2 separate regions of the Homo sapiens genome follow, and region 2 is linked to region 1. Evidence: read pairs that join two places in POLR2A ChIA-PET (ENCODE). Cell type or tissue: K562. All regions are shown on one strand.

Region 1 (4,000 bases):
AAAATTGCCTTTGGGGCAGCTGGTGATGCTGGAAAAATAAGGCAGCAGCGTACTCTGGCCCTGAAATTAAAAATCTTAAAGGTAAAACCTGTCACAATGAAGTTATTAATGGGAGAGCCTAGACCTGGGCGCATGGAAGTCATAGCTCCATCACTTTGCACTGTGGGAACTTAGGTGAGCCACCGCCTCTTCCTGAACCTCCGTAACCTTATTTATAAGGTGAGGAGTTGAGCTGGGTGAAATGAGGCCATTTTAAATAATGAGATTCTATAACTTCAGGTCCAATCTCTTTCCTTCCCCACTTGTTCTTGAAATGCTAAAATATTAGCTTCCTGCAAAATGATCAACAACTGAAATTTCATAACAGCTATACACCATCAGAGTAGTAGAGGTTTCATCAAAGTTTTTAAAAAATTTCTTAACCCCATTCCGATTCAATGCAAAGTACAACAAAAGAATCACAACATTGAGAGTGACCACTGGGCCTTGGTTATCCATGATGAGTTCAAGTTCAGGCTGCCTCTACTTGTTTCTTCCATGCTAATGGAATTTTGTTTTGTCTCTGAATTGACTTTTGTGGTCACCCCATCAGTTCACACACGTAGAAAGCTAACCTTTTTTTTTAAAATCTGGAAGCTTTTTTTATGTCTATTTTCATCCTATAGAATGATGACGTGTAACTGGCAAATTCTAACAATTGCCTAAATTGGAAATGCAATTAACCATGCCTATTCTTTTTGGCAGAGTTAAAGAGCATTTCAGAGATTTAGTATTGACTGGGTTTCTCACTTGGTACAAACAGGTTTCATGATTTATCGACATGTCCATTGCTTCCTTCGCTTGTCTCTAGCATTAGCGATTTGCTGAAGATTTGCTGGGCAGTTTGGAACTGTGATGACTATGCAGGGTGCCTTAACCACAGTTGTATCAGAACATCCACATTGGTTGCATTTAACATTCTGCTTACAGAAATGGCTGGATCAATCTCATTTCAAATGAAAATGAATGAGCAAAACATAATCTACCAAATTAAAAAAGCCCACCATAAAGGCAACTTGCAAGTCATGACAATGATATGCACTCTTCCATTACTGTCTTTGTATTTGGGTGGAGGTGCAGGGGAGGGGATATCCATTCTCACTCCTCGGCTACTAAGTATGCAGAACGAAAATGGTGATCAGGATATGAGCTAATCCTTTGCACAGCCATGCTGGTCTCGGTCGGGCCCTTTCTTCTCTTTGGTTGATTTTTGGCAGAGGAGCTCAATTCACATTCCCTCTGTCCTCCACTGCAGTGGCTTCAAACTTTGGTGTGCATAAGAATCCCTTGGAGCACTGTTTAAAGTACAGATTCCTGGGCCTAACTATGAGAGACTGAGATTTAGGACATCTGGAGTGAGGTCCTGGAATTGGCATTTTGAAAAAGTTCCCAGAAAAGCTGAAGCTGCTGATCTGTGGACCACACCTTGAGTAACTCTGCTCCACTGCAGAGTGCTAGATGAATATATAATGAATAAAGTGTTGACCTTGTAGTTTTAGCAGTTTCTTTTTTTTTTCTTTTTTTTTTTTGAGATGGAATCTTGCTCTATTGCCCAGGCTGGAGTGCAGTGGCACAATCTCGACTCACTGCAACTTCGCCTGCCTCCCGGGTTCAAGCAATTCTCCTGCCTCAGCCTCCTGAGTAGCTGGGACTACAGGCATGTGCCACCACGCCTGACTAATTTTTGTAGTTTTGGTAGAGATGGGGTTTCACCATGTTGGTCAGGCTAGTCTCAAACTCCTGACCTCGTGATCTGCCCGCCTCAGCTTCCCAAAGTTTTGGGATTACAGGCGTGAGCCACCACATCTGGCCCACTTTCTACCTTTCTATGCTTTGCTGTTCATCTTTTTGTAGGTGTCTCTCTCTGTTCTCTTGAAAGAGGAAGTTAATTTGAAAGAGCCAGAGGACATTCTCCAAAACTGAAACAGAAGCCTAATATAGCTCAACCATTATTTTCTGAGCACGTGACAGCATTGGACTCAGTGCTGCATTGGCTGTAGAGAATAATGATGAACAGCAGTGCCCCTGCCCAATGGACTTACTGTACTGGAGAGCTTGGAGCATGTACACACATGTGTGATGCATGAATCTGCCTGTCTGCGTGGGTCAGTTAACCTTTAATCAGAGGCCAGCCCACAGGCGTTCCTGCTGTCATTTTCCTGGGAACTGTTTTCTGCCCTCATCCTTATCATCAATGAGAACTAGAGATCTTTATTTTTCCCTTTTTTTTTTTTTTTTTTTTGAGACTAAGTCTCACTCTGTCGCCCAGGCCGGAGTGCTGTGAAGTGATCTCGGCTCACTGCAACCTCCACCTCCCAGGTTCAAGGGATTCCCTTACCTCAGCCTCCTGAGTAGCTGGGATTACAGGTGCCCACCACCACGCCCAGCTAATTTTTGTATTTTTTGTAGAGGTGGGTTTCACCATGTTGGCGAGGCTGGCCTTGGACTCCTGACCTCCAGTGATCTGCCTGCCTTGGCCTCCCAAAGTGCTGGGAATACAGGTGTGAACCACTGCACCCAGCCAGATCTTTGTTTTTCAAAGTACTCAAAAGGTGTCCTGAGGAGACTCTAGAAGTCAAGACGTGTGTGTTCCGTTCCTGGATATGATATGGATATGATCATAATTGTCTCTGTGATCTCTGGTTAGCTCTTGCCCCTTACAGGGCCCGATTTTCCCTCTCTGTGTAATGAGGCCACTACGATTCTAATAGCCATATTCACGGTCCACAGCTAAGACCTCATTGGTAGCTGAAGGTTCTGGGCTAGGTGAGATCCGATTAAAAACAAACCAGAACAAGCCAAACAAATAAGGCAGCAAGTGGGAGAGCTCCAGGAGCAAGTGGTCAGGAGTGGGCAGGTAGACAAGAGAACTGGTTGACCCATGGTATTCACATCATGGAGTGGAGGGCCTGGATGCTGGGCCGTGTGCTCGGCAAGCCTCTGTCACCTCTGCCCTTCAAGACTGGCTACATCTTAGCAAGCCCAGCTGGGAGGCTTATTGCTGCCCTTGTCGGCTGGTGTGGGTTTAAATAATTACTTATCTTCCTCTAGCCTTCTACTAATATCTACCATCTTCAAATATCTAGGCCTCTCTTAATGTCCTCCTTGATTGAGGCACTTGGAGATAATGGTTCTTTCTTCTGAGGAAGAATGAAGGAAAAGAACTATTATTACTAGGTAACTATTATATGCTAGAAATGTTACATATATTAACTATTGAATCCTATAAAATGCTCTGAAGTAACTACTGTTATTCTCATTTTATTGTTGAAGAAGCTGAGGTTGAGAGGTGAAATTATTTGCCCAGCTTACACAGGTGGTAAGTGGGTCCGTCCAACACCAACACCTGTGCTTCCCACACCATAGCATGCTTCCAGTTTATTATAATTTTCCTCTTAATTCTTGAATCTCTGAAAAACTGGGGTCTTTTTCCTTTGATTCCTAGGCACACTGCACAGATGTAAGAACTTTTCACATGCACTTGGGCAACCCAAATTGTGTTTGCAGAATTCCCGGATGCTATTACCTTGGCACCAACCTTACCCTTCTTAGAAGGTAGCCTCTTGGTTGAACACTCACATCCCAGATTGGCACTCATCCCCCTTCCTTTCCCGCTGGCCTTTTGTTCCCTGACACTTTTTTTTTTTCTGCCTCAAGCTTCGACTTCTGCCCAAACTTTAAGTTGCTCTATAATCTATGCTCCTTCAAAGGCCAACTCTGTGATCTTGGACAAGTTTTTTAACCACTTTGGCCTTACTTTCTATTTCTGTAAAATGGGAATCCTAGTGTCTGCCTCTTGAGGTTGTTGTGAGGGTTAAATGAAATAATGTGTGCAAAAGGCTTAGCACAGGGCTTGATGCATGATGAATGCTTAATTATTCTTATTACCTGTAGTGGTAATAAGTTTCTATCACTGCACGTATTCTGGTATAATCTGAATACTTCTGGGTGGGAACATAGC
Region 2 (4,000 bases), 230 kb before region 1:
ACATGAAATTCCAGTCTCCAGATCTATAAATAAAGTTTTATTGGAACACAGCCACATTCAGTTGTGCATATGTATTGTCTACGGCAGCTTCTGCACTATACCAGCAGAGTTGAGGAGTTGTAACAGGGAGATCATATGGCCTGAAAAGCTGAAAAATTTTACTATCTGGTCTTTTACAGAAAGACTTTGCTGACCCCTGAAATGGAAGAAGACTACAGGCCTAGTTATTTAGTGATAATTGAACCCAGCTTTCATTGTTTGAGTAGCTTCTGCATGTCGATTGTTAAGCTTTACTTACCTAGATTACTTCAAATCCTACAAAGTACATATTATCGATCCCCTGAGCAAAGCTAGGATATTAGCTGAAGCCTTAAATTCAAATTCTTACTTTTTAAATTTAATTTAATTTAATTAAAATTTTTTTTTTAGAGACAGGGTCTCGAGCTCTGTTGCCCAGGCTGGAGTCAGTGGCATGATCATAGCTCACTGCAGCCTCAAATTCCTGGGCTCATGTGATCCTCCTGCCTTGGCCTCCCGAAGCACTGGGATTACAGTGCCTGGTCTCAAATTCTTACTTCCATACCATGGCAGAGGAGCAGAGCAAGACCTCTTCAGAAACATGAGCTCTAACCAAGGCAGGGAAAATATATTTAGAGGTCCTGAATACTGAAAACATTACAGTGTACCTTCCCCAGCCACCCCTCTGTATAATCCAAAATATTAAACATTGTTGAACTCAAAACTGAGTGAAAGCAAGTCCAACAGAGTTCTAATTCCCTCCATGATAACTACATGTTTTTCTAAAATAGTATCCGACTATTTTATGAGAATTTTTTGGTGTCCCTAGGTATATACTTGCTTCATTTGTTGGGTGATTAAACCCCAAAACTGACCAAAATCTGTTGGCCTTGCTAAGTCTGAGCTCAGGGCACAGAAGAAGAGTCTCACATTGTGACAGCCACCTGGCGTGGCGATAGAGTCCTGTTCTTTCCACCAAGAGAGAAGCCGTCCCTAGAGAAGTCTCTCATTTAAGAAAGCAGAACATATCTACTCAAAAAGCCATGGGGCCACCTGAATCAAATGCCTGTCAGACCTTCTCCCTCACCTCAGGTCTGTGTCTCCCTAAGCCCATGTCATGATCAGAGATGTTCCTTAAAGCTGGGCTCCCCAGCCCCCAGGCCATGCACCAGTACAGGTCTGTGGCCTGTTACGAACAGGAGGTGAGTGGCAGGTAAGCAAGCATTACTGATGGTAATGGCAGGTCATCTGGAGTGTCTGCTGCCATCATACTGGCTGCAGCAGGAATGCGCAAGTGGGGCTGTGTGCTCCATGAAGCCAGCGGGAACCAGGGACAAGTGGGAGCTCCACCTCTTCCGAGTTGGGGCTGGAGCTCCCTGGGTGCCACTTCAGCTGCCCAAATGGCAGCTGCAGACCCAGGCCTCTTGCAGATGGGAGCCCCGCCCTCCCAGGCATAGCAGGCAGACAAGTTCCTGGGCAGAAGGAGGTGGGTCCTGGTGAGGCCCCACCTTCAGGCCAGGGAGGGTCTGAAGTCTGTGGGCCCAGCTGCCAGTCTGGTGAACCAGAGTGGGGACTTGTGCTGCCTTTTTTGGGCTCATCCATGGCCACTCATTGGACCAATCAGTACATACTTCCTCCCCTCTGAGGCCCATAAAAGCCCTGGGCTCAGCCAGAGCAGAGGAAAGGACGGAGAGACACTGGGATAGCCAGCTGCAGAGAGAAGATAACCTCTCATCAGGGAACTACAGAGGACAGGACAACCAGCCTGCAGAGAGGAGCTACCCTCTCTGCTAGGAGCTAAACACTTGTCAGGACACCCTAGCTACAGAGGAGCTGCCCACTGCAAGTCTTCTTTGAGCTGTTCTATTGCTCAGTAAAGCTCCTCTTCATCTTGCTCACCCTCCACTTGTCCACATACCTTATTCTTCCATGTTGCAGGACAAGAACTCGGGACCCACTGAATGGTGAGGCTAAAAGAGCTGCTGTAACACAAACAGGGCTGAAACATGCCCCTTGCTTGCCACATTGTGGGTGAAGAGAAGGAGAGAAGAGCTGCAGCCCTTCAGGGATCCCAGACCTGGGAGCTCCCTGAGCCAGAGCCGTGACTCCCTCTTTGGGGTTCTGTGGTTCCTGGCATCTGCAAGCTTCTGGGTGCCACTGCATTCCCCAGTGCCAGCCAGGGAAGTGGCTTGCAGTGCACCTGGTCCAGCCACAACCTTGCAGAGAGCGCTGCTGGCACCTGTAGCTGCCTGCCCCACAGCAGCCACCAGTATGTCTGACTGAGCAGTGGCCGGACCCCATGCTCGCTCACACACCCCTCACTGTTCCACACCCGACTCACCCTTGGCAGGCGTGGGACCCAGGCCAGCAGTGTGAACTGAGTACAGCCTGCCAGGCCCAGCAGGCCTGAGCAAAACTTGGGTAAAAACATCACTGGCCACAGAGGTTTCTGGCTAGGAAAACAACACCCCAAGGATCCTGTAACATTCATCGGAACGCCACCTCCCGTTAGATCAGCGGTGGCATGAGATTGTCATAGGAGCACAAGCCCTATTGTGAACTGTGCGTCTAAGGGATCTAGGTTGTGTGTTCCTTATAAGAATCTAAGATCGCTGAGATTGATGAGATCACTTGAGCCCAGGAGTTTGAGACCAGCCTTGGTAACACGGTGAAACCCCATCTTTACCACAAAAACAAAAATTAGCTGGATGTGGTGGCGTGTGCCTGCAGTCCCAGCTACAGGGACTGAGGTGGGAGGATCACTTGAGCCCAGGGAGGTTGAGGCTGCAGTGAGCTGAGATTGCACCACTGCACTCCAGCCTGGGTGGCAGAGTAAGACCTTATCTCAAAAAACAAAACCAAAATGGTTTATTGTAAAAAAAATGAGTATGGTCAATATTTTTTTCTCCTCAGTTCTACTTTAATTTCAAGCACTCAAGTGAGGATCAAGCATCTGATGAGAATGGGAGAGAAAGGCAGAGAGAGCTGTGTCTGTTCAGGAAACCGCATCCTTTCACAATTAGGGAAACAACAATTTTTTTTTGAGGCAGGGTCTTGCTCTGTTGCCCAGGGTGAAGGGCAGTGGCACAAATCATAGCTCACTGCAGCCTCGACCTCCCGGGTTCAAGCAATCCCCTTACCTCAGTCTCTCAAGTAGCTGGGACTACACACATGCACCATCACGTCTGGCTAATTTATTTTCATTTTTAATTTTTTAGTAGAAACAGGGTCTCTCCAGAAAAACTACAGATGGATCAGACAATTAAATACTGAACCCTGTGGAACAAATAGAAGAGAAAGTGAAGGCTTGTCTATCCCTAGACACACTCTTTCTGGAACATCCGTCTTCCTCACACTGTCCCCTCTTGACTTCCATGATACCCTAGGCTGCTGGTTTTTCTCCTACCTCTCTGGCCAGTCTTTCTCAGTCTTCTTGGCCGGCTCCCCCTGTTTCTGAGCCCCAATCCCTATATGTTGGAGTCCTTTTGGGTCTCAATTTTTTTTTACTCCTTCTCTTTTAGGGTTTTCTTCCTATGAGATCTTTCAGTCTCTAGCCTTTAATGCCACTGAGTGTTGCCATTTCTACTCCCATGTTCATAATTCCAGCCCTGATGTCTGGCCTGACACTTAGAGACTGTCCACGGAGGGATACAGGAACAAAGGAAGTGACAGGAGTGACAAAGGAAAAGATGCGTTTGTGTGTTTCTGCACGTTTCTGTGTCTGTTTGTCTGTGTCTCTGTAGGTTCTGCATGTCCAAAAAAGAATACAGACGAAGAGGCCAACAACAAGGGTGGACATATTGCAGCAAACATGAAAAACAAAGAATTGCTACCTTATACATAAAATGTTCATAATATTAGAAAACAAACACATTAAGGCTCCAAGAATAAAACAGGCAAGAAGCAGGGTCAGAAAGTTCTCAGAAGAGAAGATACATTTAGTATACAAGCATAGAAAACGTCCAGTCTTAGAACTTATATC

Evidence for each region. ChIA-PET counts read pairs that join two places held together with the same protein. Peaks named below come from ENCODE experiments on the same cell type or tissue, not always from the same donor. Only the 100,000 strongest peaks of a DNase experiment are listed, where the experiment ranks them.
Region 2: POLR2A ChIA-PET joins it to region 1 with 5 read pairs; 2 of 35 experiments call an interaction of 5 or more read pairs at or near these places.

What each region holds. Positions count from the first base shown.
Region 1 is chr15:81,841,403-81,845,402 of GRCh38, reverse strand. No RefSeq gene overlaps it. Among named protein-coding and RNA genes, the nearest start is that of LINC01418, 120 kb to the left of the region's middle. In K562, no CTCF peak of the experiment used is centred here; no DNase peak of the experiment used is centred here.
Region 2 is chr15:82,070,814-82,074,813 of GRCh38, reverse strand. No RefSeq gene overlaps it. Among named protein-coding and RNA genes, the nearest start is that of LINC01583, 16 kb to the left of the region's middle. In K562, no CTCF peak of the experiment used is centred here; a DNase peak (open chromatin) is centred at 1,713.